Linked DNA regions of Homo sapiens: region 2 is linked to region 1. A link is a loop called in an ENCODE intact Hi-C map of the cell type or tissue named here. Cell type or tissue: OCI-LY7. All regions are shown on one strand. Each heading gives the region's core, and the rest is flanking DNA. Links, peaks and the distances in the headings are about the cores only.

Region 1 (11,832 bases), core at 1,449-9,448:
TGCACTCCAGCCTGGGAGACAAGAGCAAAACTCTGTTTCAAAACAATTAATTAATTAATTAGTTAATTTAAAAGGAGAAAAGAAAAAAGCATGCTGATTTACAAATAAGCTTCAAGATGAAGCAGAGGTAAGGCCCAGAAGCTGTTTTTAAATATTTATTTTCTAGCCTGGCCAACATGGTAAAAGCCCAGCTCTACTAAAAATACAAAAATTAACCAGGCATGGTGGTGCACGCCTGTCATCCCAGCTATTCAGGAGGCTGAGGCAGGAGAATCGCTTGAACCTGGGAGGCAGAGGTTGCAATGAGCTGAGATTGTGCCACTGCACTCCAGCCTGGGTGACAGAGAAAGAACCTGTCTCTAAATAAATAAATAAATATCTTCCCCCAGGAAATTTCCTTTACTTACCTATTTAATTTCTTTCAGGGGCATTTTCATAACCAGTAGCCTGAGTTAAGTGGCACTTAAAAAAAAACAAAACAAAACAAGGTCTCAGTCTGTTGTAGAGACTGGAGTACAGTGGCCCAATCATAGCTCATTGCAGCCTTGAACTCTTGGGCTCAAGCAATCCTCCTGCCTCAGCCTCCTGAGTAGCTGGGACTGCAGGTGCATACCACCATGCCCGTCTAATTTTTAAAATTTTTTTTTGTAGAGATGAGGTCTTGCTATGTTGCCCAGGTTGGTCTCAAAATCCTAGGCTCAAACCATCCTCCCTCCTTGGCCTACCAAAATGCTAGGTTTTTTTTTTTGTTGTTTGTTTGCTTTGAGACGGAGTCTCGCTCTGTCACCCAGGCTGGAGTGCAGTGGTGAAATCTCGGCTCACTGCAAGCTCCACCTCCCGGGTTCACACCATTCTCCTGCCTCAGCCTCCCAAGTAGCTGGGAATACTGGCACCCGCCACCAAGCCCGGCTAATTTTTTGTATTTTTTTAGTAGAGATGGGGTTTCACCGTGTTAGCCAGGATGGTCTCGATCTTCTGACCTCGTGATCCACCCGCCTCGGCCTCCCAAAGTGCTGGGATTACAGGCATGAGCCACCGTGCCCGGCCGCAAAATGCTAGGATTATAGGTGTGAGCCACCATGCCCTCATAAGAAAATTCTTACTCCTTGGACCATATCTTGGTGTCTCTATAGCTATAGCTCAGTTCTTCTACCCTTGGGATAAAAACTAAGGTGGTTAAGCCATGATACTGTAAAGGAGTCATGGGATTTTACTGACATAAAGGTGATGTTCTACCACTGTTCTAACTTAGGAAATCTGCAGCATGCCCAGGCACAGGAGTTTACCCTCCCATCAGCACCACCCTCTGAGGACAAGCCCCATCACCCTCTGCTCTAGAGAGGTGGCAGTTGTCCTGAACTATGGCGGAGGCAGTTGTCCACGTGGAGTGGATAGATTGGAGAGCTGGCAAGTCCTGTGGCATAAATAGAGGACCACAGGCTGGCTACAGTTGGTAGACACTTCTCCCCAGGTGGCAAGAGAAGGATGGCCAATGCAGCGTCTGGACACTGACAATTTATACTTTCTTAAGTGAAGATCAGTGGCCTCCCCTTGGTCTTCCCTTTGGTAACACAGCTGCTGTCTATGAGGTCCCTCACCTCTTCATCAGCCCACAGGAAGTGGTTCTTTTTTTTCATCTATATAATTGTGTTTCTTTTTTAAGTTTTTCTTTTTCTTTCTCTTTTTCTTTTTTTGAGACAAGGTCTCTTTTTTTATTTTTTTATTTGTATTTTATTTACTTATTTATTTTTGAGACAGAGTCTCGCTCTGTCGCCAGGCTGGAATGCAGTGGTGCAATCTCAGCTCAATGTAATCTCTGCCTCCTGGGTCCAGGCGATTCTGCTGCATCAGCTTCCCGAGTAGCTAGGACTACAAGGCACGCACCACCACACTCAGCTAATTTTTTGTATTTTTTTAGTAGAGAGAAGGTTTCACCATGTTGGCCAGGATGGTCTCGATCTCTTGACCTTGTAATCCACCTGCCTCGGCCTCCCAAAGTGCTGAGATTACAAGCGTGAGCCACTGCACCCAGCCACAAGACAGGGTCTCATTCTGTTACCCAGGCTGGAGTGCAGTGGTGTGATCATGGCTCATTGCAGCCTCAACCCCCTGGGCTCAAGTGATCCTCCTGTCTCAGCCTCTCCAGTAGCTGGGACTATAGGCACACACCATCCCACCTGGCTAGTGTTTGTTTTTTTGTTTGTTTGTTTGTTTGGTTTTTTTTTTTGGAGATGGGTTATTGCTATGTTGCCCAGGTTGGTCTTGAACTCCTGGCCCCAAGTGACCCTCCTGCCTCAGTCTCCCAAAGTGTTGGGATTACAGGTATGAGCCACTGCACCCAGCCTATAACTATTTTTCTATTTATTTGAAGCACAGTTAAAAAAAAAAGGTATACTTTGGAAATTCAGTGACACAAGTTACACTGCCATAACTGAGAGATATCATACAGTTAAAAAAATTAAAAAGTCTCTCTGAACCTATTCTGGTTCAGGAGTCTGCTCAATAAAAATAATAATAATAGGCTAGGCACTGTGTGCTCATGCCTGTAATCCCAACACTTTGGGAGGCTGAGGTGGAAGGATTGCTTGAGGCCTATGTGTTCAAGACCAGCCTGAGCAACATAGTGAGGCCCCATCTCTACAAAAACATTTTTTAAATTAGCAGGGCAAAACTGGGTGTGGTGGTTCATGCCTGTAATCCCAGTACTTTGGGAAACCAAGGTGGGCAAATCACCTGAGTTCAGGAATTTGAGACCAGCCTTGCCAACAAGGTGAAATCCTGTCTCTACTAAAAATACACACAAAAAAATTATCCGGGCATGGTGATGTACACCTGTGGTCCCAGCTACTCGGGAGGTGGAGGCAGGAGAATCGCTTGAATCTGGGAGGCAGAGGTTGCGTGAGCCGAGATCACGCCACTGCACTCCAGCCTAGGTGACAGAGAAAGACCCTGTCACAAAAAAAAAAAAAAAAAGGAAGAAAGAAAGAAGGAATGAGAAAAACAAAAGAGCAGGGTGAGGTTGTGTGCAACTGTAGTCCCAGATACTCAGCAGGCTGAGGTGGGAGGAGGATCCCTTGAGCCTAGGAGTTCCAGGTTGCAGTGAACTATAATACTCTCAACCTGGGCAACAGAGTGAGAACCTGTCCTCCCTGCCAAAATAATAATAATAATAATAATAATTGTTCTCCCATTTTGAACACTGCATTACATAATTTTACCTGCCCAAGGAAGTATTTCTGAAAGTGTGATCACCAGAACTGGCAGATTCAGCCACACTTCTTTTTTTTTGGGACGGAGTTGCGATCTTGTTGCCCAGGCTGGAGTGCAATGGCATGATCTCGGCTCACCACAACCTCCCCCTCCCGGGTTCAAGCGATTCTCCTGCCTCAGCCTCCTGAGTAGCTGGGATTACAGGCATGCACCACCACGTCTGGCTAATTTTGTAGTTTTAGTAGAGACGGGGTTTCTCCATGTTGCTCAGGCTGGTCGCGAACTCCCGACCTCAGGGGAGGTGATCCACCTGCCTCGGCCTCCCAAAGTGGTAGGATTACAGGCGTGAGCCACCGCGCCCAGCCACACTTTGTTAAAAATACAAATTCTTGGGTGGGTGAGACCACCCTTGCCAACAAGGTAAAATCCTGTCTCTACTAAAAAAAAAAAAAAAAAATTGGCTCATGCCTGTAATCCCAGCAGTTTGGGAGGCAGGAGGATCGCTTGAAGCCAAGAGTTGGAGACCAGCCCGGGCAACACAGCAAAACCTGGTTTCTAAAAAATAAAAATATAAAAATAAAAACTTAGCATGGTGGCATGTGCCCGTGGTCTCAGCTACTTTGGGAGGCTGAGGCAGGAGGATCACTGGAACCCAGGAGTTCAAGGCTACAGTGAGCTATAATGGCACCACTGCATTATAGCCTAAGCCAGATTCTCAAGCCCTACCCAGACCTGATGAGTCGGAAACTCAGGAGGGTGGATCCCAGCGATCTGTGTGGTTTTTTTGTTTGTTTGTTTTGCTTTGTGGGTTTTTGGGTTTTTTTGTAACAAACTCTCCAGGTAACTTTGTGTACACAAAAGTTTGAGAGTGACTGCTCTAGTCTAAGGCAGTGTATCTCAAACTTTACCTCACACTAGGATTTCTTTGGCAGCTTTGAGAAATTCTAATGCTCAGGCTTCAATCACACTTAATTAAATCAGAATCTGGTGATAGGACTCAGGCATCAGTAGTTTTTACACATCCCGCAGGTGATTCAAGTGGGCAGGAGAGTTTGAGAACCAGTGTGGTCTAGTACGCGCAGCGTCACCATCCCCTGGGTGCCCGGTAGAAATGCAGAACCTCAGGCCTGGCACAGTGGCTCACGCCTGTAATCCCAGCACTTTGGGAGGCCTATGCAGGTGGATCACTTGAGCCCAGGAGTTGGAGACTAGCCTGGGCAACATGGTGAAACCCCTGTCTCTAAATACAAAAAATTAGCTGGGAGTGGTGGTGCGCGCCTGTGGCTACAGTGAGCCGTGATCGTGTCACTGCATTCCAGACTGAACCACAGAATGAGACCTTGTCTCAAAAAACACAAAAACAGGCCAGGTGGGGGGGCTCATGCCTGTAATCCTAGCACTTTGGGAGGCCGAGGTGGGCAGATGACTTGAGGTCAGGAGTTTTAGACCAGCCTGGTAAACATGGTGAAACTCCATCTCTACTAAAAATACATTTTTTTTTCGAGACAAAGTCATCACTCTTGTCACCCAGGCTGGAGGGCGATGGTGCGATCTTGGCTCACTGCAACCTCCATCTCCCAGGTTCAAGCGATTCTCTTGCCTCAGCCTCCCAAGTAGCTGGGATTACAGGCGCCTGCCATCACGCCAGGCTAATTTTTGTATTTTTAGTAGAGACAAGGTTTCACCATGTTGGCCAGGTTGGTCTCGAACTCCTGACCTCAGGTGATCCGCTCGCCTCAGCCTCCTAAAGTGCTGAGATTACAGGCGTGAGCCACTGCGCCCAGCCAAAAATTCAAAAATTAGCCAGGCATGGTGTGAGCCAAGATCATGCCACTGCACTCCTGGCTGGGCGACAGACAGCAAGACTGTCTCCAAAAAAAAACTCTTAAAAAACAAAAAGAAATCTCAGGCCCTGCCCCAGAGCTGCTGAATCTGAGGCTGTACTTTAACAAGTTGGGGTGGCGGCGGGGGCAGAATAGCTCTCCTTTTTTTTTTTTTTTGAGACAAAGTCTTGCTCTGTCACCCAGGCTGGAGTGCAATGGCATGATCTCGGCTCACCGCAACCTCCGCCTCCTGGTTCAAGCAATTCTCTGCCTCAGCCTCCCGAGTAGCTGGGATTACAGGTGTCCACCACCATAACCAGCTAATTTTTTTGTATTTTTAGTAGAGATGGGGTTTCACCATCTTGGCCAGGCTGGTCTTGAACTCCTGACCTTGTGATCCACCCACCTCAGCCTCTCAAAGTGCTGGGATTACAGGCGTGAGCCACTGTGCCCGGCCTTATTATTATTTTTAATAGAGACAAGGTATTGATATGTTACCCAGGCTGGTCTCTAACTCCTGAGCTCAAGTGATTCTCCCGCCTCAGCCTCCTAGAGTGCTCAGATTACAGGCATGAGCCACCCTGGCTGGCCCTGTGACTCTCCTAAGCACATTAAAATGTGAGGTGCCCTGTCCTGGAATACAAAAACTCAATCTGAGATGTGTGTCTGAAACTGTCTGACTTACAGATCAATGATCCAGAGGTTGTTGCTTTATTTTCTTTTTTCTTTTTCTTTTTTTGAGATGAAGTCGTGCTCTGTCACCCAGGCTGGAGTGCAGTGGCACGATCTTGGCTCACTGCAATCTCCACCTCCTGGGTTCAGGTGATTCTCCTGCCTCCTGAATAGCTGGGATTACAGGTGCCCACCACCACACCTGGCTAATTTTTGTATTTTTTGGTAGAGACAGGGTTTCACCATGTTGGCCAAGCTAGTCTCAAACTCCTGACCTCAGGTCATCCACCCACCTTGGCCTCCCAAAGTGCTGGGATTACAGGCGTGAGCCACCGAGCCCGGCCAGCTTTTGTTTTTCTGATTCTCTGGTAACAGAGACTGTTTTCCCGCCCAACCCCCGCACCCCACCTCAGATGATCTGTCTAGGGGAGCGGAGAATGGCCTGGGAAAAGTAAATTCAATGAGCACCTCCAGGGGGCCCTAGAGAGAGTGAGTAAGGGAGGAGGAAACACTTTAATTAACATTCGGATAGATTCTGTTCCTCATATTATTAATTACTGCATTGGTTCATGGTAATCCCAGGAGGCCTCCCCTAAACCAGCTATTTCTGGCTCTCCCCGCCCCACCCTCCAATTTTTTCTTTTTACTCTTTTCTCAGCATCTTATCAGATTCCTGCTGAGCAATTTAGAAAGTGAAACCAAGCCTGAGTCAGAATTGGAATACACATTCATCTGGACTTCGTATTTCCCTGAACAGGTAGAATAAGAACCCCAGATTGCAATGGGCCTTCTGACCAAACGCAACAGAAATGTCATTTTCCTTGGGTTTTTTTTGTTTGTTTGTTGTTTGTTTGTTTGTTTTTCGTGAGACGGAGTCTCCCTCTTTTGCCCAGACTGGAGTGCAGTGGCATGATGGATTCTCCTGCCTCAGCTCCCAAGTAGCTGGGACTACAGGTGCCCACCACCACGCCCAGCTAATTTTTGTATTTTTAGTAGAGACAGGGTTTCTCCATATCGGCCAGGCTGGTCTCAAACTCCTGACCTTGTGATCCGCCCGCCTTGGCCTCCCAAAGTGCTGGGATTACAGGCGCGAACCACCGTGCCCAGCCTGTCCTGGAATTTTTTAATTGACAAGATCCTTTTGTACTAATCCCATTCATATATTTAAGTCTTTTTTCCTTAGCTTGAAAATGATTTATGGCTGGTTCATTTCTCTAGAGTCTCCAAACCCACACTCGCTTTGACATATGTGCGCATATGTGCAGTCATGACAAATCAGGAGTTTTAGGATGCTTTTGTATCCTGGGCAGTGCGGTATGGAAAGAGGTTAGGGCTGGGATACCTGGATCCCTTAGAGGAAGTCACTCTGCTATGCTGGGTCTCTGTTTTCTCACTTCCAAAATAAGGAAATTTGATGCCCGAGGGCGCAAATTCCAATGCCTACAGGAGCTAAGGAATAGCCTAAACGGGACTAAGCGTGGCCCCTACTCAGCCCCTCTTTCTTTGTTAACTTCTGGGAATGTGGGTCCAGAATTGCCAGATTTCAAGTAAAGCAAATAAATAAATAAATAAAATAAAATCTGGATTTCCATTTGCAATTTCTCAATTTATAAATGCCAGGAACTAACACAACTTTATTTTGCAGAATTTGGAAATTACACAAAATACTCCTGAGGCCATCGTTTTCCCTAGAGCCAGCGAGGTAATGACTTCTAGATTAAATGATATCCCAGGACTTTTTTAGGATCCAATTCTTCCCCTCCAATGCACTTGGGGGCTTTTGGCTTTTCTCTCTCTCTCTCTCTTTTCTCTGTCACCCAGGCTGGAGCGCAGTGGTGCAATCACAGCTCACTATAGCTTCAGTCTCTGGGGCTCAAGTGGTCCTCCCACCTCAGCCTCCTGAGTAGCTGAGACTACAGGCATACGCCACTATGCCTGGCTATTTTTACATTTTTTTGGAAGGATGGAGTCTCACTTTGTTGCCTGTTATTTTTGTGTGTGTGTGTGTGTAGTCATATCTGTGTCTCTCATTTATTCCTTCACTAAATATTTGAGTACCCATTATAAGCTGGAAACTGTTGTTGACAGAAAAAAAAATGAGAAGGGGTTTGTACCTTTGAGTTAGCAAATGAGACAGCTAAGTCACATGCCACAATAAATAATAAGGCTTAGTGAACAACTACATTTGCTGAAAAGTCTAAGATAAGGCGGGTCCAGGTCTTTAGCAATACACACAATCATTCTGAAGCTTGGCATTTTAATCTGTAAAATGGGAATAATAATACCTCCCCATCAAGCATGTGTGAAGATTAGAGCTCTGCCTGTGAAGTGCTGAGATGTATACTACCTGGCATGGGGTACATGCTTGTTTCAGTCCATGGATGCTGCTGTAAAAAAATAGTGGCCAAGTGCGGTGGCTCACACCCGTAATCCCAACACTTTGGGAGGCGGGCAGATCACCTGAGGTCAGGAGTTTGAGACCAGCCTGGCCAACATAGTGAAACCCTATCTCTACTAAAAATACAAAAATTAGCCAGGTGTGGTGGTGCACACCTGTAGTCCCAGCTACTCAGGAGGCTGAGGCAGGAGAATCTCTTGAACATGGGAGGCAAAGATTGCAGTAAGCTGAGATTGTGCCATTGTACTCCAGCCTGGGCGACAGAGTGAGACTCCATCTCAAAAAAAAAAAACAAACAAAAAAAAACGGATAAACTGGCGGCATATAACAACAGGAATTTATTTCTCATAGTTCTAGAGAATAAGTCCAAAATCAAGGCACCAGTAGATTCGGTATCTGGGGAGGGCTCACTTCCTAGTTCACAGATAACACGACACCTTCTTGTTGTGTCCTTACATAGTGGAAGGCACAAGGCAGCTTCTTGGTGCCTCTTTTATAAGGACACTAGTCTTGTTCATGAGGGCTCTGCCTTCGTGACCTAATCACCTCCTGTATTAGTCCATTTTCACACTGCTGATAAAGATATACCTTAGACTGGGTAATTTATGAAGAAAAAGAGGTTTAATGGACTCACAGTTCCACCTGGCTGGGGAGGTCTCACAACCATGGCGGAAGGCCAAAAGCTTGTCTTATATGGCGGCAGACAAGAGAGAATGAGAGCCAAGCAAAAGGGGCAACCCGTTATAAAATCGTCAAATCTCGAGACTTACTCACTATCGCAAGAGCAGTATGGGGGAAACCACCCCCATGATTCAATTATCTCCCACCAGGGGTCTCTCCTACAACACGTGGGAACTATGGGAGCTACAATTCAAGATGAGATTTGGGTGGGGACACAGCCAAACCATATCACCTCCCAAACACCTAGCTTCCTAAAACCATCATCTTGAGTGTCAGGATTTTAACACAGAAACTTGTGGGAAGCAGGGCATGGTGGCTCTTGTTTGTAATCCCAGCACTTTGGGAGGCCAAGGCGGGCAGATCACTTGAGGTCAGTAGTTCGAGACCAGCCTGGCCAACGTGGTGAAACCCCATCTCTACTAAAAATACAAAAATTAGCTGCGCATGGTGGTGTGTGCCTGTAGTCCCAGCTACTCGGGAGGCTAAGCAGGAGAATTGCTTGAACCCAGGAGGTGGAGGCTGCAGTGAGCCAAGACTGCGCCACTGCACTCCAGCCTGAGCGACAGGACAAGACTCTGTCTCAAAAAAAATAAATAAATAAAAGAAGGCCAGGTGTGGTGGCTCACGCCTGTAATCCCAACACTTTGGGAGGCCGAGGCGGGAGGATCACGAGGACGGGAGACTGAGACCATCCCGGCTAACACGGTGAAACCCCGTCTCTACTAAAAATACAAAAAAATTAGCCGGGCTTGGCAGCGGACACCTGTAGTCCCAGCTACTTGGGAGGCTGAGGCAGGAGAATGGCATGAACCTGAGAGGTGGAGCTCACAGTGAGCCGAGATCGCATCACTGCACTCCAGCCTGGGCGACAGAGCGAGCCTCTGTCTCAAAAAAAAAAAAAAAAGGAAGGAAGGAAGGAAGGAAGGAAGGGAGAAAGAAAGAAAGAGAGAGGGAGAAAGAAAGAAAGAGGGACACAGAGAGAAAGAAAGAAAGAAAGAAAGAAAGAAAGAAAGAAAGAAAGAAAGAAAGAAAGAAAGAAAGAAGAAAAAGGAAAGAGAAAGAAAGAAAGAAAGAAAGAAAGAAAGAAAGAAAGAAAGAAAGAAAGAAAGAAAGAAAGAAAGAAATCTGTGGGGAACACTTTCAGACCATAGCAATGCTCAATCGATGCTATAATATTTAGTGTTTCTGCCTTTGCTCTGTTGCCCAGGCTGGAGTGCAGTGGCACAATCACAGCTTACTGCAGCCTTGAACTCTTGGGCTCAAATGATTCTTTTGCCTCAGTCTCCCAAGTAGCTGGGACTATAGGTGAGTGCCACCATGCTCAATTAATTTATTGTTTTTATTGTTTTGCAGACATAGGGTCTCACTATGTTGCCCAGGGTGGTATTGAACTCCTGGCTTTAAGTGATCCTCTTGCTTCACCCTCCCAAAGTGTGGGGATTACAGGCATGAGCCACCACACCCAGCCCTGGTGTTACTATGTTTATTATTACATTATAAACTCCTTGGAGTTAAGGGTGGGGTCTTATTAAAACCAAACGTGGCAATTCCTAACTTGTAGGCAGCAGGTTGTGTTCCAAAAGTGTATACCTCAGAGCTTTTTTCCCACAGAGACAGCATCAACTGCTTATTTCCCAAGGCAAATCTGGAAACACTTATTTAAACTATAAGGTGACTTAAATATTGCACAACTGCAATTAAAAAAAAACTCAGAAAACAGCACTGATATAATGGAAATACAGCAGGAGAAGCAGCTCTTGCAGGTTCTTTTTTACAAGAGATGATAAAAGGCTTCTTGCTTGTGAATGGCCCTTGAGACTCTAAGGCAGGATTAATTAGAAGACCAAGAACAAGAGTTCACACTTCAAGATTCTGAAGGAGGCTTCTAGGGATGTTTAAGGGCCTTTAAGAGGGATGAGTCTAGGTTTTTAAATTTGTTTAATTGCACTTAAAAATGTATAACTTTCCTTTTCCTTGAGCCAATTTTCTGTAACATTGTTTCCACACATATCCTTAAAGTATCATCTTCAGGCCAATGATTCTCAAATTTGCCTATTTAGGCCACATGTTTATAGACCCTACTCCTGGCTTGACATGTGCACTTGGCAATCTCATGCACATCTCAGATTTAACATGGTCAAAACAGAACTCTTGACTCCAATTTGCCTCTGTCCAGGCCTTTCTTATCTCAGTAAATGGCACCAACACACTGGTTACTCACATCAAAACTTGGGAAATAGCTTTCTTTTCTTTTCTTTTCTTTTTTTTTTTTTTTTGAGATGGAGTCTAGCTCTGTTGCCCGGGCTGGGGTGCAGTGGCACAATCTCGACTCACTGCAACCTCCGCCTCCCGAGCTCAAGCGATTCTCCTGCCTCAGCCTCCCAAGTAGCTGGGATTACTGGTGCCTGCCACCACACCCAGCTAATTTTTGAATTTTTTTTTTTTTTTTGAGACGGAGTCTTGCTCTGTCACCCAGGCTGGAGTGCAGTGGCGCGATCTCGGCTCACTGCAAGCTCTGCCTCCCGGGTTTACGTCATTCTCCTGCCTCAGCCTCCCAAGTAGCTGGGACTACAGGCGCCCACCACCATGCCCGGCTATATTTGTTTTTTTTTTAGAGATGGGGTTTCACCATGTTAGCCAGAATGGTCTCGATCTCCTGACCTTGTGATCTGCCCGCCTCGGCCTCCCAAAGTGATAGGATTACAGGTGTGAGCACCCGCGCCCGGCCAATTTTTGTATTTTTTTAGTAGAGATGGGGTTTCGCCATGTTGGCCAGGCTGGTCTCGAATTCCTGACCTCAGGGGAGGTCTTCTTTAGAAGCAGCTGGGAGCGGTGGCTCATGCCTGTAATCCCATTCCTTTGGGAGGCCAAGGTGAGTGGATCACCTGAGGTCAGGAGTTTGAGACCAGCCTGGCCAACGTGAGGAAATCCCGTATCTACTAAAAATACAAAAATTAGCTGGGCATGGTGGTGGGTGCCTGTAATCCTAGCTAATGGGGAGGCTGAGGGAGGAGAACTGCTTGAACCTGGGAGGCAGAGCTTGCAGTG
Region 2 (8,000 bases), core at 1-8,000, 51 kb after region 1:
ACTTCACACTTTCCAGAGATGACACTCTCTCTCTTTTTCTCTCTAATACTTACAAGAATGGACTGCAAGGCTACATTTAGTCAGGCGATACCATCCCCAGCACATGGTGGATTGTTGGTGTGAGGTCTAAGGATTCTGGTCATTTGAAACGAATGGCCTCCTAGATTTGTGGCATTTTTCTGTATATTGAGAATAGGTAGCTAAAATAAGTGGTAACTATATTTGCATGTGATTTGTATGTTACAGTTAACATTTAAATTCTCTTATGTACTAAAATTTTTTTGGTTGCCACATTAAGCCTCTTTATCCTGTAAGGCACAGAGTGGCTTTCCACCTCAATTTTTGCTTTAATGTATGAACCCTAATGGGACCATAGTTCAACTAAAGGCACCTAACTCATGAATGATATTTGCTCCATGTTTGAACAACAAATGTTTTAACCCACTGTCTTCACTAATATTGTAACTACTGTCTTACAGATTGACTTGATGCAAAACATCACAAAGGCTCCATATTATACAGTATGCGATTTTTGAGGTATGAGCTTTAGAAACTTACCTCTCATGTGGCATGTACATCAGGCTTTAACTTCAGTTTGATCGTTGTGGGGAAATTTATGCATTTCTTTTTTTTTCTCTCCATGATATTTTTAGAATATTAAAGGGGCTGTAGAGGTATTTTTGGATCATTGCTAGGATTCTTAGACTTAACAGATAGATTTTCTTTTTTCACTAAATTGAGACACTAATTCTGGCAGATGATATCCCTTTCAGCTCTTCTAACTAACTAGCCTAACATTCATGCCTGCTTCTTGGAGTTCAAATCTGCAGTTTCTATTTTGTGGCTTTGATTGCCTCATTTTAAGTGCTCATTTCCGTTCTTTAACAGTTTTCTATTTATTGGACTGGGATGATCTTGTTGGTGCTAACAGCCTGACATTGACATTTTTTGAAACCTAAGTAGTCAAGATTGTATAAAAATAGAAATTTCATATAAATGCTAAAGCATTTTGTGCTTTTAGGTTCAGAATGCTTACAACCTGAGTTCTGGTTGGGGATGCTTTGATCAATTTGTATTAAAATAATTTGGCAACTAGGGAGTTTTTAGGTATTTCTGAGACAGTGGCTCTATTCCAGTTAGTTTTTTTTTGTTATATTTCTGAAAACACAAATTTTTTTTGGGAAAAAAATCTCAGTGTTCATAACTTAGGGGATTTAGAAACCTTATTTCTAACCAACGGGGAAGCGGCTCCTGGTTTTACAGTTTAGTTTGAAATCAGATGCTTCGTAGTTGGAAACACATTGTTGGTAGCAACAGATTACCCGGTTTCTTCAGTGAAGTATTTAAGTTGCTCTATATTGACTGTAAAAACTTGTCTTGATTATATTCATATACTCATGAACTGTTTGTACATTGTCTTTTAGACTGGAAACTGAGTTTATTTTGTATTATGGTCATAATAACTTTTAACATACCCTGCAAACTAAGCGTTTCTTTATAATTCATTATCTTATTTAAGCCTCACAACAACCTTGCATGTTAGGTAGGTATCATCCTCATTTTATGCAAGAGACAACCAAGGCTTGGAGATCAAGTAATTTGTGCAAAGGCACACATACTTTTCAGTGCTGGAGCTGGGATTTGAGCCCAGATCTTTTTTTAACTTGTATTCTCTGCTGCCTTATGGTACTACTGTGTCACCAGAAAGTGATACAAATATTTAACTCTTAATAGTAAAGGTAGTATAGGAGATAAGTAAACATGATGAAAACAGGAAGTGAAGATATGTTTAAATATTGGCAGACTCCATTTATCTTTGTGTTTCCGAATTAGTCAAGTGCTTATTTTATTCGCTCATCTAATAAGAGCTTACTGTGGCATACATATAAAGTTCAAACTCTGTCAGAAAAGATTATAAGCTCTCTTATGTTTCAATCTCCTTTCAGAAAGTAATCGTATGCTATGATTTATATAGATGCATGTTAAATGTGCTATTTTTAGGTACATAAGGAATGTCTTTTCATTAGTTTAAAAAAGTTATGGTCCATTGAGTTAATATTTTAATGCTTATAGACTTAGTATACTCAGAAAATATTCTCATACATTTTTCTTGAAATTCCATAGATTTTATTTTCCCTTATGTTCTAAGTACTTAGCTTTATGAATAAATGAACTCTGAATATTAGAAGATACTCCTTATGGAGCCTTAGTCATTTTAGTATGCTAGGTTTTGAATTTCATGAAGTTTCAGATTGAGATCCTTTATAAGTAATGACTTGTACCAGTTAGATATCCAAGTTTAATTGGACCTGTTGTCTGCATTCTGTATTAACAGTGATTGCAGTAAGTGCAGATCAAGGTGTCCAACTGATTGAGCTCATGCTAAGTTTTATGTTTAGTATTTTTGGAAGCAAGGAAAGACTAATAAACTCTAAACGAAATATATACAGTATACAAACACTGCTGTCACTTTTACACCATAGAGGGAGGGGCAAAGCATAGAGGAATAGCTTAGTGTCTGGCCTTGCCAGTGTCCTAAACTTTTCTAAAAGATTCAGGTTCTAAAAGGTTGAGAAAGCATTTTTAGTAAATATCATAGAAGTGATTTTCTTTTTTTTTTTTTTCTCAAAGTTGTTCCTCTCAGGAGAAAATCAGTAGGGGAAGAACTTACTTGGATTTTTCGTATGCTATAATAGATTATTTTGTTGTCTTCTTTCTTGATAGTTTATGATTGATGGCTGAAAGAGTAACACTCATGAGAAGTCTTGTAACTCAGCTCTGTTTTACTTATGAGGTAGTTGAAGCGTAGAGCAGATACTTAGATGAGGACACACTTTTACCCTTGGCTGTACCCTACTTGTTTACTAATAAGCATCAGGTATTATTCTAAACAGTACCTGAATTTTAAATAGATTATGAACTACAACTTTCTGATATCACTTTATTGCATTTCTGATACCTTTTATTTTCTTAAAATGTCTTCTTTTTTAATTTTTAAAATTCTGATTGCTACTCTTTACAATTAAGGCATCTGCAATGGGGTCTTCAATACTACAGTACCTAATCAGTACTTAGAAAATAACTTGGTAAGACATTGCCCGTCCCTGACATGCTGCCAGTGTTTTTTATTTTTATGACAGGAAAGGCTGAAATTTTTTGACTGATTAACCCTCTCCATGGGGGAGAATTTAGAAAGAATTATTCTTATTATCAAGTCATGTGAGGAGAACACTGGACCAGAGTAACCAATTGTTCTGTTTTGCCTGGGACAGGAGACTTTCAATGGTAAAACCAGCAAAGTCACCCTAATCCCAGTAGTTGTTCATATTTCTGAATGGGTCTTTAGAACAATAGAAGAGACTGAAAAGTTGGCATTTCATCCATTGAGAATCTCTTCCCAGTGAAAGACTTCTTATTAGACAGCTGAGTGCTTACATATAATATATAGTACATATTACACTAAATAGTAATGGTTAAATGTAAAATTTGGGAGAAGAGAGGCTTGTATAAAGAAATATTTATTTATGTTATTTAAAGTTCTAATCTTAAACTTTTCTCTTTTTATAGAACTGATAGTGCATCAGCCGACCCAGATAATTTAAAATATTCTTCATCCAGAGATAGAGGTGGTTCTTCCTCTTATGGACTGCAACCTTCAAATTCAGCTGTGGTGTCTCGGCAAAGGCACGATGATACCAGAGTCCACGCTGACATACAGAATGACGAAAAGGGTATATATATTTTCTTATTGCTACAAGCATGTTTTTTGAACCTACCTGTCTCACCTTCCTGCCTTCTTATACCCCCAACTTTCTTGCTTTCTTCTAATATATTTAAAATATGAATAACAAATGCAGTGTTATTTCTGAAAACCTCATAGGACATTTATCCACTTTATTATTTTTAAAATTTAAAATTTTTTCCATACATAATTCATAAATGCAGTTTTCTTACAAGGAAGATACAATACTATTTTTGTTTTTATTTTCAAAAATATTTAGCTAAGGTTGAAGTTCCTCTTGGCTACTATCTCTAAACTTCAAGAAAGTTTTAAAACAAGGTACAAAATTTGATTTAATTTAGTTTTCATTTCTTTGCTTATTTTCCAATGAAGGGATCAAAATAAAATTAATTTAACTTCAAAGGTGTATTAAAAGAAATCAAAATGATTTTCAAGGCAGACAGTACAGGAAAAAGGTAGGAGAAGCAAAGGCTGGTTGAGCTGCAGATTGAGTAATAAGATCCTGAGCTATCAGGAAATTGACTGAATGAAACGAACAATCATATTTAAATAACGTACACATTGCTGTTTGTAGGTGGCTACAGTGTCAATGGAGGATCTGGGGAAAATACTTATGGTCGGAAGTCGTTGGGGCAAGAGCTGAGGGTTAACAATGTGACCAGCCCTGAGTTCACCAGTGTTCAGCATGGCAGTCGTGCTTTAGCCACCAAAGACATGAGGAAATCACAGGGTAAGGCTGGGAAAACGGGGACCAATCACATACACCTTCCAAAGACTTGTATCTCCTCTTATTCTGGATGCCTCTTACTAACGCCTTGCACAGGCATAAGTTGATTAGCCTACTGTGCAGGTAAAAATTGTTTACATTCATTTCCCACTAGAAAGGTTATAGTACATTTTAAAAGAGAAGCCTCTTAAAACAAGATTAGAAGACTGGATAAGATCTTACAGAAAAGGTTTACCCAATTATCGTGGATATTGAATGTATAGTGCATAGTAGGCTCTTACTACAGCAAGTCCTTGAACTCTTGGGCCTGTGGAGGATATAGATATATATAGAGAGGGGGTACTTTTCTGTCTTTTTTTTTTTTCTCTTTTAAGTTCAGGGTACGTGTGCAGGATGTACAGGTTTGTTATGTAGGTAAACGTGTGCCATGGTAGTTGGCTGCACAGATCATCCCATCATCTAGGTATTAAACCCACCATCCATTAAGCTATTCTTGCTGATGCTCTCCTTCCCCCTGCCCCCTAGAGTGGGTACTTTTCTGGTTTTTTTTTTTGTTGTTGTTTTCAATATATTTTTTTGAGACAGTCTTGCTCTGTCACCCAGGCTGGAGCACAGTGCTGCAATCTCTGCTCACTGCAACCTCCGCCTCCCAGGTTCAAGTGATTCTCGTGCCTCAGCCTCCCAAGTAGCTGGGGTTACAGGTGCATGCCACCACACCCAGCTGATTTTTGCATTTTTAGTGGAGACAGGGTTTCACCATGTTGGCCAGGCTGGTCTCGAACTCCTGACCTCAAGTGATCACGCGTGCTCATTACAGGCGTGAGCCACCGGGCCCTGCCTAGAGTGGGCACTTTTCTAAAGTTAAATACACTGATAGCATTTCTGCCTTATGATGTAGCCTCACTGTATAGGTGAGTGCCTTGGAAGTTCAGAGGATTGGCCAGGTGCAGTGGCTCCTGCCTGTAATCCCAGCACTTTGGGAGGCTGAGACGGGCGGATCACGAGGTCAGGAGATCGAGACCATCCTGGCTAACACGGTGAAACCCTGTCTCTACTGAAAATACAAAAAATTAGCCGGGTGCGGTGGTGGGCGCCTGTAGCCCCAGCTACACGGGAGGCTGAGGCAGGAGACTGGCGTGAACCCGGGAGGTGGAGCTTGCAGTGAGCTTAGATCGCGCCACTGCACCCCAGCCTGGGCGACAGAGCGAGACTCTGTCTCAAAAAAACAACAACAAAAAAGAAAGTTCAGAGGATTGGAGGTAATGATAATTTTTTTCCTTAAAGAGAAATTTATCGGTAAAGCTGAGTTATGGGGCTTTGTCAGATGTAATTACTTTTTGGACATTTAGTTTTTGACTTTTTTTTTTTTTTTTTTAATACTGTGTGTGTGCTTTGTGTATCTTGGTGAAAATCTTTGTGCCTGTAGCTTTTATTGTTGGTATATAACTTTTAAAAAACTGATTTCTTTTTATGTTTTCACAAGTGGAATGAATTCAAAGGCTATGCTGTTTGTTAAAATAGAGTATTTGAAGCCTGAGACTTATGATATTATAGAAGCTAAACAGCGACTCTAAAGTAGTTCAGTAAACAATTCCTCTTCTTCAAAGGCTCAGGGTCATGTAGTTTGCTAGTGACAGAATTGTAAGTAGAGCCTAATTTCCCAGCTGGTAACTTGATGACATTTTTGGTATCTGTCCTTATTGAAATACTCTATGGGCTAGGGATTTGTAAAAACCCTATTCTTCTCTCAGACATTGTAGTTTCTTTTTTTTTAACTTTTAAGTTCAGGATACCAGTGCAGATTTGTTACATTGGTAAACTTGTGTCATGAGGGTTTGTAGTATAGATTATTTTATCACCCAGGTATTAAGCCTGGTACCCATTGGTTGTTTCTCTTGATCCTCTCCCTTCTCCCACCCCCTACCCTCCAAAAGGATCCAGTGTGTGTTGTTCCCCTTGTATTTATTTATTTATTTATTTATTTATTTATTTATTTATGAGATGGAGTATCTCCCTGTCACCCAGGCTGGAGTGCAGTGGCGCAATCTCAGCTCACTGCAGCCTCCACCTCCCAGATTAAAATGATTCTCCTGCCTCAGCCTCCCGAGTAGCTGGGATTACAGGAGCGCGCCACCACGCCCGGCTAATTTTTTGTATCTTCAGTAGAGACGAAGTTCCACCACGTTGGCCAGGCAGGTCTTAAACTCCTGACCTCGTGATCTGCCTTCCTCGGCCTCCCAAAGTGCTGGGATTACAGGTGTGAGCCACCATGCCCAGCCTTCTGGTTTCTTTTTTTACCAATGTTTTCTCATACCTTAGAAATGAAACTGTCAGACCCTTTGTGATTTGTTGTTTACGTATGTATTGGCTAATTATGGTAAATAGCACAGTTGAAAATGTTTTGCAAAAATTGAGGTTTTTTTTTGTTTTGTTTTTTGAGACAGTCTCGCTCTGTCACCCAGGCTGGAATGCACTAGTGTGATTTCACTGCAACCTTCGCTTCCCAGGCTAAAGCGATCCTCCCACCTCAGCCTCCTGAGTAGCTGGGATTACAGGCATGTGCCACTATGCCCAGCTAATTTTTGTATTTTTCGTAGAGATGGGGTTTTACCATGTTGCCCAGGCTGGTCTCGAACTCCTGGGCTCAAGTGATCTGCCTGCCTTGGCCTTCCAAAGTGCTGGGTAATTACAGGCAAGAGCCACCTCGCCCAGCAAAAATCTAGTTTTTAAAGGCATCTTTATTATACTCATAGTATTCACTATTGTTTGCTTGTTCTTGTGATTAAAAAATAAGGGGAGAAAAGTTGTGGTTTGCTACCTTTCTAGTGGAGGCATGCCTTGCATGTGGTAGATGATAATTAGACATTTGTTGAACTAAATGTGTGAAAACTTCATCCCAGGGAAATGATGATAATGTGAATAAGAGGCTTTCCTCCAGTGGGATACCTAGATGATAAGTAGAAGCCTATATCCTGTTTTTACTTGATTGAGACTTTATCCGTACCCCTTGGAAGTTGTTTAATTTACCTACACCCGGGCTCTTTACCTGCATGTTGAAAACAGTTTGGAATGGACCCAAAGAAAGTTGTTACTAAGGCCTTTCTTTTTTCTCTCCCAGCCAGTCCTCTGGATTGAGGTGTTCGGTTGGCCTAGGGTTATTCATTTCTTGTTTCCTTCAGCAAATATTTTTTTGAGGGTCTGTTATTTGCCAGGTACTCTGCTGGGATCTGGAATATAGAGATGAACAAAAGAGTGATAGGACCTATATTCCCTGAGCTTTTATTGACCAGTGGACTGTGACTTTTGATGTAATTTTATTTTTGAGAGAGGGTCTTGCTCTGTCACCCAGGCTGGAGTGCAATGGGGTGATCTTGGCTCACTGCAACCTCCGCCTCACGGGCTCCAGTGATTCTCCTGCCTCAGCCTCCCGAGTAGCTGGGACTACAGGTGCACACCACCTTGGCTGGCTAGTTTATGTAATTTTTTGTATGTCTGTGGAGACAGGGTTTCACCATGTTGCCCAGGCTGGTC

What was found. A loop is a pair of places that touch in the nucleus more often than their neighbours do. Peaks named below come from ENCODE experiments on the same cell type or tissue, not always from the same donor. Only the 100,000 strongest peaks of a DNase experiment are listed, where the experiment ranks them.
Region 2: a loop joins it to region 1, with 7 times the contacts of the local background. A loop is called at or near these places in 3 of 110 quality-filtered maps.

What each region holds. Positions count from the first base shown.
Region 1 is chr16:18,940,701-18,952,532 of GRCh38, reverse strand. No RefSeq gene overlaps it. Among named protein-coding and RNA genes, the nearest start is that of SMG1, 20 kb to the right of the region's middle. In OCI-LY7, for the core only: CTCF peaks have their summits at 6,192 (motif pointing right) and 8,924 (motif pointing right); a DNase peak (open chromatin) is centred at 6,182; H3K4me3 peaks cover 505 bases.
Region 2 is chr16:18,892,524-18,900,523 of GRCh38, reverse strand. It overlaps SMG1 (SMG1 nonsense mediated mRNA decay associated PI3K related kinase), which reads left to right. Exons shown (of 63, transcript NM_015092.5): 2 at 3,568-3,731; 3 at 4,317-4,472. Among named protein-coding and RNA genes, the nearest start is that of SMG1-DT, 30 kb to the left of the region's middle. In OCI-LY7, for the core only: no CTCF peak of the experiment used is centred there; no DNase peak of the experiment used is centred there; H3K4me3 peaks cover 2,199 bases; H3K27ac peaks cover 2,367 bases.